2 separate regions of the Homo sapiens genome follow, and region 2 is linked to region 1. A link is a contact called in ENCODE Hi-C or POLR2A ChIA-PET data. All regions are on one chromosome and are shown on one strand. The core of a region is the stretch at or near the end of the contact, and the rest is flanking DNA. Distances in the headings are between cores, read along the strand shown. Region 1 overlaps ADD3 (adducin 3). Region 2 has its middle 87 kb from the start of DUSP5-DT.

Region 1 (6,413 bases), core at 3,386-5,885:
TTTTAAACGAGAGAAGGGGAAGTCTCATTACCCTGGTCTGTTACGCAGTCCCAGAAGGCACTGCTGTTTCTGCTTTGGAGCCCAGCATTTGGCTAGGGTCCTGTGACACACAGTGGGAATTCACTTCCTATCAGGAAATGCTGTTTTTCAATGTATTATCTTGCTGAGACAACCACAGTGAACAATAGGCTATTAACGTTTTAGAACAACAAGTGTCATGACTAAGCCAATATTTGCTTTGTTTTGAGTATCACTCTAAAAAAAAACTTTGGCTGAGCTTCAGAATACATTTGACCATCAGTAACTGTTGGGCATAAAAGTCATGACAGTTAAAAAGATCAGAAAAAAAATGCTTTAATAGTGGTTATGACCTTTTGCAGGCTTAGCTTACTCTACACACTTCCTGTCCTTAGATGAGAATGAATTATTTTAAACATACCTTTTGGGTATGAAAAATGTCCATTTAAAGACCTATTTTGAGTTTTGGAAGCCATGAATTCAAGTTCTGTAAAACATTAAACTGTCTTACGAGATAGCTTATTCGGTTTACTTCTCTCCACAATTATTAATAAACTGGAAAGTCCTTAAGGGCAGGAATCAGAGCTGTGCCTTAAATAGTCTTTATAACCTTTTTCTAACACCTGAATTAGCATTTGCTGATTGATTGGATCAGTAGTTTCTTTGGTGTTTGAAGATAACATTTTTGTATCATTATTTGTACGTGGTCTCAAAACATGGCGGTAAATATAGATTTTTAGAAATTGCTCTTTTTATGTATGTATTTACTTATTTTAAGTATTTCCAGATACCGATAATGCTCTTCTCATATCTTCACACTTTTTTTGTGTAATTACTTTTCAGTCAGCTTAAGACATTTCATATTCAGGTCACAATATTCATTACCTCAACCATCTTGGATACTTGGCCAGTCTTATCAAACCACGAATAGCCCAGTTTTCAGAGTTTGCTCTAGAATCCCTGTCCTGGTTTATTCTAAGACAAGTAGAGAATGGGGGTATTATGAGTCAAGAGCCTTACTCACCTCAGTGAGTTAATAAACCCTTATTGAGTAACTCTAAGTGGACAGTAAAGAAAGGAAAAAATGTTGACCCAGTTACTTGGAGCCAACAGACATACTCAGATAATTAAAAGGCAATACAGACTATGACAAAGTGATTTGAACACTAAGGTTGCGGGGAGAGCTAAGATGGAGGAACTTAGGAAAGTCACCATGGAAGGGGTTGGCTTTTGAATAAGAATTCAAAGTATGGACAAATATTGGATGGACGGATGGAGATGAGAGGGGAAAACAGTCCAAATGTATGAGATATGGTGAGCATCCTGGCTAACACGGTGAAACCCCGTCTCTACTAAAAATACAAAAAATTAGCCGGGCATAGTGGCTGGCGCCTCTAGTCCCAGCTACTCGGGAGGCTGAGGCAGGAGAATGGAGTGAACCTGGGAGGCGGGGCTTGCAGTGAGCCGAGATCGCGCCACTGCACTCCAGCCTGGGTGACAGAGCAAGACTCCGTCTCAAAAAAAAAAAGAAAATAGAAGAAGAAGTATGGTGAGCAAAGCAACAATCGGGGATGGCTTTTTTTTAGGAAGAGTCATTTCCCTCTAAACCTAATTAATAGGGATGGACTTTGAAGTCTTTCCTATCGTTTTTTCAGGGCCTGAATTTTAGAAGCCCCAGGCTGATAGCTAAGTATTTTTTAAAGATGGGACTTCCTGGATGCTTTTTTATTTCCTTGGGGCAGGGACTGAGGAAATGGTGTTTTTGGAAAACTATAGTAGTTGGCTTTGTGCTTCTTTGTTGCAACCAAGGATCCCAGGGTTGTAGTACTCTTACTACCTTTTAAAGGTTTAAAATAACACTTTCTAGCACTTTACAACTTGACAGAACCTTTCCTAGACAATAGAGATCAAAAGTAGACACAAAATATTTACCAAACTCTGGAGAGCTACTTAAGTTACTAAGCTCCTCATAGATAGCTTTTTATTTGACAATAAAGTACTTGATGTAGGCTTTAAGTACAGCTAAATAGACACTATAGAACTAAGCTGTGAGTCTAGTCTTTGTGAGCCTCAGAAAAACAAGAGTCCTACTTCAAGCTGGAATTTAAAATATAGCAAGCAATTTCAGTGGACCTTTTAGGCATGTGTGAGTGGGCACAAAAAGCTGAGTCATGAAGTTTACTCTTCCTGGTGAATTACCATGAAAGCTTGAAAGAAAAGCACTCTCATTATTTTAAAATAGTAAAAATTGTTTTAGATTCTTATGGAAATAACACCAACAAAATGTTTTGTATATTAATCATGAGCACATACCTAGAAACCCTTTAAAATCAAGAAATTGTAACATGAGGCATTACCTGGCTTTTTAGAGATAAAAGTTAACAGTTTATTTAATGTACAGTAGCACCTGAAATGTGCTTAAAATTGTGCTTACCAAAATCTTTAGTTAAATAAATTTCTAAGTGCAGTTCATGTTTTAAATTTTTCTTATATGAACAGATCATATGGTCTACAGTCTTATGTATCTCATTCTAATGTAGATAAAGTGAAAAGTATTGGGTAAGATAAATTGAGGGACTTGGGACACGTCACTCTCTCTCTCAGGATCTGTTCTACCTTTCTCCATATGAGAAATGAGGTAGAATAAGATTTGATAATATCTTACATCCTTTTAAGCTCTAACATCTTTAAATTCTAAGGATAGTATTCCTCTTTTGGCTCTCATTAGGTAATATCAGGGAAAACAACTCCTCTTGTTGGAAGAGTTCTTATTTATATTTACAAAGCAATGTTGTTTCTCTACAATCCTAACAAACGTATGAAAGTTATTCTTTGTTGTTTTAAAGTCTGCATTTCTGTTGTTTTTGATAAACTTTCCTCCATAAATTAAATAGTTAATTAGTTTAATGTTTTCTCTTTTTCCTGAATTTGATATTAGACTTCTCAGGTCTTTTTCCAGATTTTCTCACTTTTTATTGAGAGTTCAGTTTCCAGCAGTGGACTGGAGACTTGGGTTGTTGTCTCTTTATCTTCTCATTATTTCCAGTTTCTTCATGTTAGAAATAATTTTAATTCCCCCCCATTTTTTGATATGAATTAGTTTGGTGTCATAAAATATCAATGTATACATACATTTTTAGAATTCTTGTTCATATCAACTAGGCCTACTTTTCAAAGCTAAATCCTGTTTTATCAGGAAAGAGCCTAGACCTCTTTAAATGCACCCACAAGCTTGCATGGCAGTTAATGTCCAACACAGTTCAAAATGAAATAATGGGGCATATATAATCTGGAGACCAGGATCTAGAGAACTTTTTCTAAAGTTCATAATTATAGTTTAGATTACACTTTGTTGAAGATTTAATTTGGTGAATACCCAGGGGATTTTACTGACTGGAATCCAGGTAAACAGTCAGGAGCAGATTCCCAGAAATGGGCAATAGGAATGAGTCCAGGTATGTGAACAGTCAATATGAGTGAGATTCAGTAGGTGTCAAACTGTAGCACATAGGCAGAGTTTAGGGACAGGGAATTTTTGGCAAAGGGTGGTAATTGGTAGAAGTCCAGATCCAATCAGTACCAGGGAGATCTGCATGGCATCGGAGATCTACTGCCATATGCAAAGATGTGAGCTATCAGGTGACCTCAGGGAACAGTGGCAAATGATAGAAGGGTCTAAGACTGAGACGTGGGCCCTAGGGTTCAGGCATAGACCTTCAATTGTAAAAGTATTTGAAGTTACCTGATAGAGAAACAAGAAAGTGAATTAGGCTGCTTGAGAGTGAGTGGAGTGGCTCAGAATTTAATGATTAAGAAACAGACTTGGGCCGGGCATGGTGGCTCACGCCTGTAATCCCAGCACTTTGGGAGGCCGAGGCAGGCAGATCACCTGAGGTCGGGAGTTCGAGTCCAGCCTGACCAACATGGAGAAACCCCTTCTCTACTAAAAATACAAAATTAGCTGGGCGTGGTGGTACAAGCCTGTAATCCCAGCTACTTGGACGGCTGAAGCACGAGAATCGCTTGAACCTGGGAGGCGGAAGTTGCAGTAAGCCGAGATCATGCCATCGCACTCCAGCCTGGGTGACAAAGAGCGAAACTCCGTCTCAGAAACAGAAAGAAAAAGAAAAAGGCTGGGCGCAGTATCTCACGCCTGTAATTCTAGCACTTTGGGAGGCCGAGGTGGGCGGATCATGAGGTCAGGAGGTCAAGACCATCCTGGCCAACAGGGTGAAACCTCATCTCTACTAAATATACAAAAATTACCTGGGCATGGTGGCACGTGCCTGTAGTCCCAGCTACTCAGGAGGCTGAGGCAGGAGAATCACTTGAACCCAGAAGGTAGAGGTTGCAGTGAGCCGAGATCATGCCACTGCACTCCAGCCTGGGGACAGAGTGAGACTCCATCCTCAAAACAACAACAACAAAAAACAGGCTTGATATGGTTTGGATTTGTGTCCCCACGCAAATCTCATATTAAATTGTGATTCCAAGTATTGGAGGTGGGGTCTGGCAGGAGTTGATTGGATCATGAGGGTGGTTTCTAATGGTTTAGTACCATCCCCCTAGTGCTATCTCATGATAGAGTTCTCACAAGATCTTGTTGGTTAAAAGTGTGTATGTAGCACTTCCTCCTTCGCTCGCTTGCTCTCCTGCCACCATGCAAAGATGTGCTTGCTTCCCCTTCACCTTTCTGCCATGATTGTAGGTTTCCTGAGGCCTCTCCAGCCAAGCTTCCTGTATAGCCTGTGGAACTGTGGTAAATTAAACCTCTTTATAGATTACTTAGTCTCAGGTAGTTCTTTACATCAGTGTCAGAACATCAGAGTGGGAACAACTGCAAGACTGACTTGATGCTGAGAGATACTAAACTAGTTTCTTAGGGTTTCCCATAATCCAAGGGTCCCAGAGCCTGGCATGAACCTGCAAGATGTGGGTTCAGTGGTCTCCAATGTGAGCAGAATAGCAGAAATGCAGCATGTATGTACACATGGCAAGAAACCCACTCGCTTTAGAAAGTGGCTTTTATTTTTTTTTTATTTTTTTGAGACTGAGTCTGGCTTTGTCACCCAGGCTGGAGTGCAGTGGCACGCCATCTCAGCTCACTGCAACCTCTGCCTCCCAGGTTCCAGCAATTCTCCTGCCTCAGCTTTCCAAGTAGCTGGGATTACAGGCGCCCACCACCACGCCCAGCTAATTTTTGTATTTTTAGTAGGGATGGAGTTTAGTAGAGATGTTGGCCAGGCTGGTCTTGAATTCCTGATCTCAAGTGATCCACCTGCCTTGGCCCCTCAAATTGCTGGGATTACAGGCATGAGCTACCATGCCTGGTCCTGAGCAAGTGGCTTTTAAGTCCATCCTTGCTTAAGTGAAAATATATTCCGTAGTATTTTATGATTTAGTAACTGCTTTAACAGTGTTTCCGCTATGATGGAAGCAGTAGAGCCTGCTGCATCTTTAATTTGTGGTTGGCCTTCATTATGAATCTTCAGTTTTACAAAGAAATTTTTGTTCATCTGATGTGACAAGAATGTTCATATTTTTCTTGCTTTAGATTTCCTTGGAAACACTGACTGACAGGGTAGTTGGCAAAGGTCATGCCATTGTGGAAAACCAGAATGTTGCATTGTACTTATGTATATCAGATGTCTTGTTCAGGTTAGTGTTTTGACGATTTGTTATTTCTGAAGAGCTGACATTGATTCTGCAAAGGTGTGCTATCTATTCACACTGTTGATGGTAAAATGCTTTCAAAAATAGATATTAGGATGGAAATTCCTTTGGAACAGTATATGTGTTAGTTTCCTAGAACTGCTATATAACAAAGTACTGCAATCCCGGTGGCTAAAAACAACAGATCTATTCTCTTACAGTTCCGGAGGCCAGAGGTCCAAAATCAAGGTGTTGGCAGGATTGGTTCATTCTGAGGGGTCTGAGGGAAAAATCTATTCCATGCCCCTCCCCGGGCTTCTCATGGTTCCCAGCTTGGTCCCTAGGCTTGTGCTGCATCGGTTCAATCTCTGCCCTGTCATCATAGGGCTTTTTTCTTCCTTTGTGTCTTTTTTGTTACTTGGTGTCCAAATCTCTCTCACTTTCCTCTTATAAAGATACTAGTCGTTGGATTTAGGACTCACCCTAATCCAGTATGATCTCAACTTAATTTGATCTACAAACCCTATTTTCAAATAGGCCACACTGTGAGCTTCTGGGGACATGAATTTTTAGGGAAGACACTATTCAACCACTATAGTACAGTAGTATGGCTGAATGTCAATCTTTAGATCTAAAAGATGATACATTTGAAAAAGCAAGTTTTTGACAAATCCGTTTTGAGAAACAGATTTCTGAAATTGATAAAAATCTCTTTTTGTGAACTTGCACTTAAAACCATCAAC
Region 2 (6,351 bases), core at 3,271-5,770, 320 kb after region 1:
CCCACCCATTCCTCCTGCATTTCCTAGCCCAGGAGTAGCATCTGGTCTCCAGAAAGCTAGAAACATAATTTATAACCCTATGATGTAATTGGAGTTATTATCACCATTTTACAGACAAGGAAATTGAATCCCAGAGATATTACCCACCTTGCAAGTTAGTGGTAGAGTCAGGCTCTTAACCCACAGACTCTGCTGCCTCGATCCACCCTCAAAGCCACTTGACTTTACCTCCTCAATCTGTGCACTTCTCTCCAACCCCATGGCCAACACATGACACTGGCTCCTCACCACAGTCCCCTTACCAGCCCTCTTCGTGGCCCAGTTCTGCAGTGTGCCTAAGGCAGTCACTTCTGAAAGCTCAACCTCGAGTCTGTTTCTTCAGCTCTCCCAGTGATTCTGCAAGCCATTCAACACCCTGTCACAAGCCCTCTCCTGTTTAGAATAGCAAGAGTGTTTCTCTTCTCAGTTGAATCTTAACTGATGCCACTAGCTCAGAGCTAGGTGCATTGAGTTCTGAATAAATACTTAGGTCCATTGAAAAGCACATGTTTGGTGCCCATTTTCCAGGTGCTCTATTAAGGGCTCAGGGTCATGTACAGGGTCTTTGCCCTCAAAGAGTTTGCTGCCTAGCAGAGATGCCTACCAGGAATTCAGAAAAGGGAAAAAATTTCAACAGGGGCTTGTGGACATCTTGCTTTGTGGTCAGCTTCCATTCACCTATGTCTAGTAAGCATACCTCAATTGGTAAAGCCAGCTCCACCAGGAGCTCCAGAGAGGTGAAGGAGATTTAGGTCTAAGTTAATCCACTAACTCCATCCCCTGGACACATTGATTGGTTTGGGAATGGGAATCTGACCCAAGTTAGACCAGAGAATGACAATACATCTCAATTCCAAGACAAAGTTTGAGGAGCTCTGGAGAAATAAGACTCACTCCTTCCGCTATACCAAAAAATTGTAAGGACGTGAGTGCCAGAACTGCTGTGCCTTTTGCTACTCTGTAGAGCCTGAAACCTCCGCCTTCATAAAAACGGGTAGACGAAGATTTGGAGAGAAAGAAAATACTGATGATGTTGTTTGAGCTCTGAATCCAACTGTAACTAAATAAGATCACCTGGGTTTTTGGTTTCCTTGAGCCCCAAATTCCCATTTTTTTCTTAAGCCTCTTTGGGAGGGAGGTTTCTGTCACTTGCAATCAAAAGTGTCCTCACTGATTTAGAAGGTGTCCTGGAGGAGATGGAAGGAATGAGACTCTGAATGACTGACGATAATTAGGGGGAGAGATGGGAGGACATTCCAGGCAGAGAAACAGTCCATGGAAACCTGTGGAGCTGGGCTCCTGCTGGAATTTGAAGCCCAGGCATCGAATGCTGACTCTACACCCTGGTAGCCTCCTAACTCTTACCCTTCCTCTGAGCCACAGGATACTCTTGAAATGGGCTTTACGCTTTAAGCCTCACAGGGATGTGGGATGAAGATAATACATGCCAGTGTGTGATGGTGCCTGACTCTCAACACATGACTGCTGAGCAAACAAACCAGTCATTTCATAGGAGAAGAGAATGGAATAGGAAAATAACATGTGGTAAGGTGTGGAAAGCTGGGGAGGTTCATCTACCAAGCCCTGCCACGAGCTTTGTCCCTCTCATCCCTGCCCTCATAGCAACCTGTAGGGTATTGTCATTGCTGCCTAGCAGAGATGCCTACCAGGAGAGCAGTGATGCAGGAATTCAGAAAAGGGAAAAAATATCCAGATAAGAGAATTGAGGCTTAGAGAAGTGAAGTAACTTATCTAAAGTCACATAGCTAAGAAGCACAGAAACTAACGATTCAAACTCATATTTTCTCCACCGTAACGACTGTTCCCTGTGGGCTGGAGCTGAGATCTCTGCTGGCCTCCAGTGCAGGCTGAGCAGAATGGCCCCTCTCCTGTAAGTCCAGGCAAGCTGCCTGGCCTGGGGCAAATACGGAAAGGAATGTTTCTAGTCACTACCAGATGATGAATAGGTGGACCTGAAAGGCCAAGCATGGTACAGAGAAGACATTTCCACCAGCCAGCTCTCCAGGACACTGACTCGGGTAGCAGGGGTGAGAGTACAGACACCTCCCTGGGAAGGAAGCAGAGGAAACCCAAATTTGGGGAGTAGAGAGTCTAAGCTACCCAGAGGGGCTGGAGGAGGCCTGGGTCCCTGCAACCAAGACCATTCTGGAAAACAAGCAATCCCTGCCCAAGGGCCCTGCTATGTGGGCGGTAGGGAGAGGCTAGGGGAGGAAGTGTGGATGAGGCCTGGGGAGCTCTTCCCTAGTGCGGAGGTGGTGACTTCACTTTCCCAGGCCTTGATTTGCATCTGTGCCCTGGGCCTCTAGGAGGGGGTTGTTTGTGGAGAGGGTGGGTGTGTCTGTTGTTTGTGTGTTTTTCCTTCTGCCTTTAGCCCTCCCCCTTCCCCTCCTCAGTAACTAGTAGAACCTGCAAGGCTCATGCCCAGCCTGGGTCCCTTCCTCTGACTCAGTGGAAGGGCAGGAGAGTGCCCCGAGGAGCTGCCCACATCCCTGGCTGAGTGCCTCACCCCCAGGGCCTCCACGAGGAGCAGCTTCCACAGGGTGCCTGTGGGGCTCGTTCCTCTGGATGCTTTTCCCTTTGCTGTGAATGCCTCTGGGGCACGAATATATGGCCCTTGGGTCTAGGCCTTAGGGCTTCCGGTGACCAGGATAGGAAGTGTTGCAGGCCCTGCCCCGAGGGCGGCGCATTAGCTTTTCCCCCACTGCTTTCATCTACCCATCTCACCAGATTCCCCCATCAACCAGAGGTGGGTGTATCACCCCCATTTCACAGAGGAATAAAGTGAGGCCAGAAAAGGGAGAATGACTTGCCCAAAGTCATATGGCTAACAAGTGGCCTGGCAACTGGAATCTGCCTTTTTGGTCCCCATTCTGAAGCTCTTTCCATCACAGGCTACTAATGTTCCCACACAGGGTGCAGGGATGCTGCTTTCCTCTCTGATATGGGACCTCACTGGACTCGCTCCCGAGTCTGCCCAAGTCATCTCTGGAAGTCCCTCGGGTGTCTTGTAAGTGCCCGCAGCCAGCCTGCTAATGTGTCTTCCACTTGACCTCTTTGTTGCTGTCGGCTGTGCACTGGGCAACTGCGGCAGGACCTTGCCTTACTCCCTGCCTGGGCTGCTCCATGAGGCCCCTGTTTCTCTATTTAAGGTGTGACCCCTGGTGCTGGCCAGTATGGCAGTCCTCAGTGCCTACCGAGGCAAAACGGTTTTGTGCTCTGAATTGAAAGAGGCAGAAAGCTCCTCTCCCTACTGTGTGTCCCAATTTGTAAGCTGGGCTCCAAAGAAGCCTTTTCAGCTTTTCCCTGCAGCCTCCTCTCTAAAGGGAGTAAGGGGCCAGTGTTTCCTGCTAGCCTGTCCCCATTCACTCACTTGCAATAAAAGCCTCAGCTCAGTTTATATGATTCCGGTGAAACTGCCCCCATCAGCACCATGACCAGGCTCCCTATACACATCCCCTTCCCAGACACTCAGATCTGGGAGTGGAGATTATGATCCTGCAATCAGTACCCTCTACCCCCCTGCCACAGTTATTGGTTAAGGGATGGGTACATGACCGAAGGCAGGCAAATCAGAGCCAATGAAACTCAGTTCCAGAACTTTTGAACTAGTTCTTTGCCCTGGTGAGAGGGTGTGAGGCCTGGAGCTTCTGCAGTCATCTTGCCCCCATGGGGTGGAACCAGCCAGTGATCGAGCTGTCACCTGGAGAAGAGCTGAGCCGAAAGATAACAGAGAACATGAAGTTTTGGTGACATTGTTTAGAGCCCCTGATTAAGTCTTGTCTGAAACCAGCCACACCCCTTGGACTTCCATTCTAAAGTCAGTAAATTCCGTTTTTGCATTAAGCAAAAAAAAAAAAAAAAAGAAAGAAAAGAAAGAAAAAAAAAATTTTTTTTTTCAGTCACATCCACCATTCCAGCAATACAGAGAATGAGACTCAGGCCCCTTGCTCCTTTGTACTCCATGCTTAACCTCTCACCAAACTTCCTCCTTAGAGGCCTATCTACCCTCATGCAAATTAACTCATACAAACAGATACCGAGGAGGCCCACTACTAACCCGTAAGTGCCTTTGCCTTTGTGCTATTTGGAACTGTTTGATCTATACAGAAAAATTTGTCCCAGATACAGTCCATACTTGGCTTGGTGAGGTAGGGGTGGGTGGGAGGAAAGAAAGGTGGGGAGAGAGAACAAGGCACAGCGGCCAACACTCGCTCTGCCCAAGCAGATGCTGAACCCCAAGTTCATCCTGTCACTCTGAAGGGATGGTGTCCACACCAGAATTGGCCTAGGGCTGGATGTGCAGTAGAACTCAAGAAAGGCTGCCTGCCTTGGTCTTTGGAATTCCTCCTACTGCTCCCAGTTAGAAGGATGAGTTAGAAGAAAGAAGAGACCGTCAATCAAGTTGCTGGGTTTCGTAAACTGGCCCCACTTCCCAGGAGGATTTATCCGTGAGCCAGAGGCACCTCATTTCTCACTGCACCCTTTGGCCTGGCTCCAGCCACACCCCCACCCGCAAATAAGTCCTTTTCCTTCCTAGAGCAGGAGCCAGAGAATGAGTCAGTACCTCATTCTCTTCATTCTTTCATCACTGGTCAGGCCTCACCCTTCCCTCGGCCATCCCCTCCTCTGGGCAACCATCTGGATCATGTGTGGGCAAGGCTGTTCCCATACAGCCAGCTTGGAGGGTCCTCTGTGTGAGACAGGAGTGGGCAGGGCTGACCTCTCAGCTCCTGGGGACTGGAGAGAGAGCTGGGGCCTCCAGGGATGGGCCGCAACTACTGGAGTCTCTCCCAGCCCCTAAAGAAGGGTATTTCCTGGGGCCCTGTCTTCCTCCTCGGGCATCAAGTTTATTTCTGTGTCTGTCCTAGCAAAGAGGAATGAAAACTCCTTTAGGGAGTCCCCGCCATGCCCCAGACCCCACCACGAACTCTGAATTCTCGTGGCAATCCTCTATGTGGCGACCATCAGCCACACTGGAATGGAGGGACAAGGCTGTCGGGAGGAGGCATTTCTCACGCCTGTGCCGTGAACGTGCTACCTCTGCATGCTCAAGCCCATGCTGCGCCACTCACAAGGGGCTGTAGCATTCTGGGCCAGCGCCCTTCTCTCTCTGCCTCCTCGCCTACAGCAAGCTTTCTTCAGGCCTGCGGCTGGTGGGCCCCAAGCCAAGAGTGGATTCTTTCATACTCTCTGGTCTAAATCAAGCTGCATCAGGTGGCACTCCCGGTGACCCTCCTGCCTTATTTGGAAGAAGAGGAGGAAGCCAGATAAGAAACCATCCAGGCACCATGGGCCCTTCTTATGGGTCACCCCACAGATGGCATCATTCTCCAGAGAGTGGGGAATATGAGCTCCGAGAGGCCCTGAGCAAGGTGTCAAAGGAAGAGAATAAAATGAAGGAGCTGCCTTATAGGGCCCTAGAGGAGGACAAATATTTGCAAGTGGTAGTCATTTTCTCCCTGCAATTAAAGGAATTCTCCACTTTAAAGCAAATGAAAATTAAAGGGAATGTGGGAGCCAGAGGGAGCCCCTGGGAATGTTACGGGGGGAGGGTAGTCTGTGAGGAGGGGTCTACTGGGCCTGTTCAGTCAGAGCCCCGTCTGGAGCAAAGGTTGACCTCAGGCTCTGTTCTGGGTCTCCACAGTATTAAATCACCAAAGGGAGAGCTTCAGAAGCCCCAGATAGCCCTGGTGTCTCCAAAGAACTAGAGAAAAGCAGCAGCCTTGGACCTTGGAGAATCTTCCAACATCACTTCCCAGCCCTGGTGTCTCCAAAGAACTAGAGAAAAGCAGCAGCCTTGGACCTTGGAGAATCTTCCAACATCACTTCCCAGCCCTGGCCACACATTAGAATCACCCAAAGAGCTTTTAAAAATATTCACTCCAAGGCCGGATGCGGTGGCTCACACCTGTAATCCCAGCACTTTCGGAGGCCAAGGTGGGAGGATCTCCTGAGGTCAGGAATTCGAGAACAGCCTGGCCAACATGGTGAAACCCTGTCTCTACTGAGCTGAGATCACACCACTGCACTCCAGCCTGGGTGACAGAGTGAGACTCTGTCTCAAAAAAAAATACCCCAGACCAAATGGATCATAATCTCTCTCAGAATGGGGGCTGGGCAGCTATTTTGTTTAATCTATTCACACGATACTACTGAGCTGTACTTCTCAAATTTCCCTTATGAGAAAAATCAGCTGGGGGGCACGTTTAAAAACGAAAAAGAAGGCCGGGTGCAGTGGCTCAAGCCTGTAATCCCAGCACTTTAGGAGGCCGAGGCAGGCGGATCACAAGG

What was found. Hi-C counts contacts between places; a loop is a spot of excess contacts on that map. ChIA-PET counts read pairs that join two places held with the same protein, here RNA polymerase II (POLR2A). Pooled maps may share reads with other maps.
Region 2: a loop to region 1 is called in a map of natural killer cell, with 2.5 times the contacts of the local background. The contact joins two enhancer-like sites. A Hi-C loop is called at or near these places in 1 of 168 maps with a recorded cell type or tissue (natural killer cell) and 7 of 50 pooled maps. POLR2A ChIA-PET finds 5 or more read pairs at or near these places in 1 of 52 experiments (activated naive CD4-positive, alpha-beta T cell).

Annotation. Positions count from the first base shown.
Region 1 is chr10:110,081,981-110,088,393 of GRCh38, forward strand. All of the region lies in intron 1 of ADD3 (adducin 3), which reads left to right. Among named protein-coding and RNA genes, the nearest start is that of ADD3-AS1, 77 kb to the left of the region's middle. RefSeq lists an enhancer at 4,780-4,929. Within about 2 kb of position 4,636, at least 6 of the 41 ENCODE cell types and tissues checked have a DNase peak (open chromatin) inside an H3K27ac peak, as active enhancers do.
Region 2 is chr10:110,405,996-110,412,346 of GRCh38, forward strand. No RefSeq gene overlaps it. Among named protein-coding and RNA genes, the nearest start is that of DUSP5-DT, 87 kb to the right of the region's middle. RefSeq lists an enhancer at 3,972-5,171. Within about 2 kb of position 4,521, at least 17 of the 41 ENCODE cell types and tissues checked have a DNase peak (open chromatin) inside an H3K27ac peak, as active enhancers do.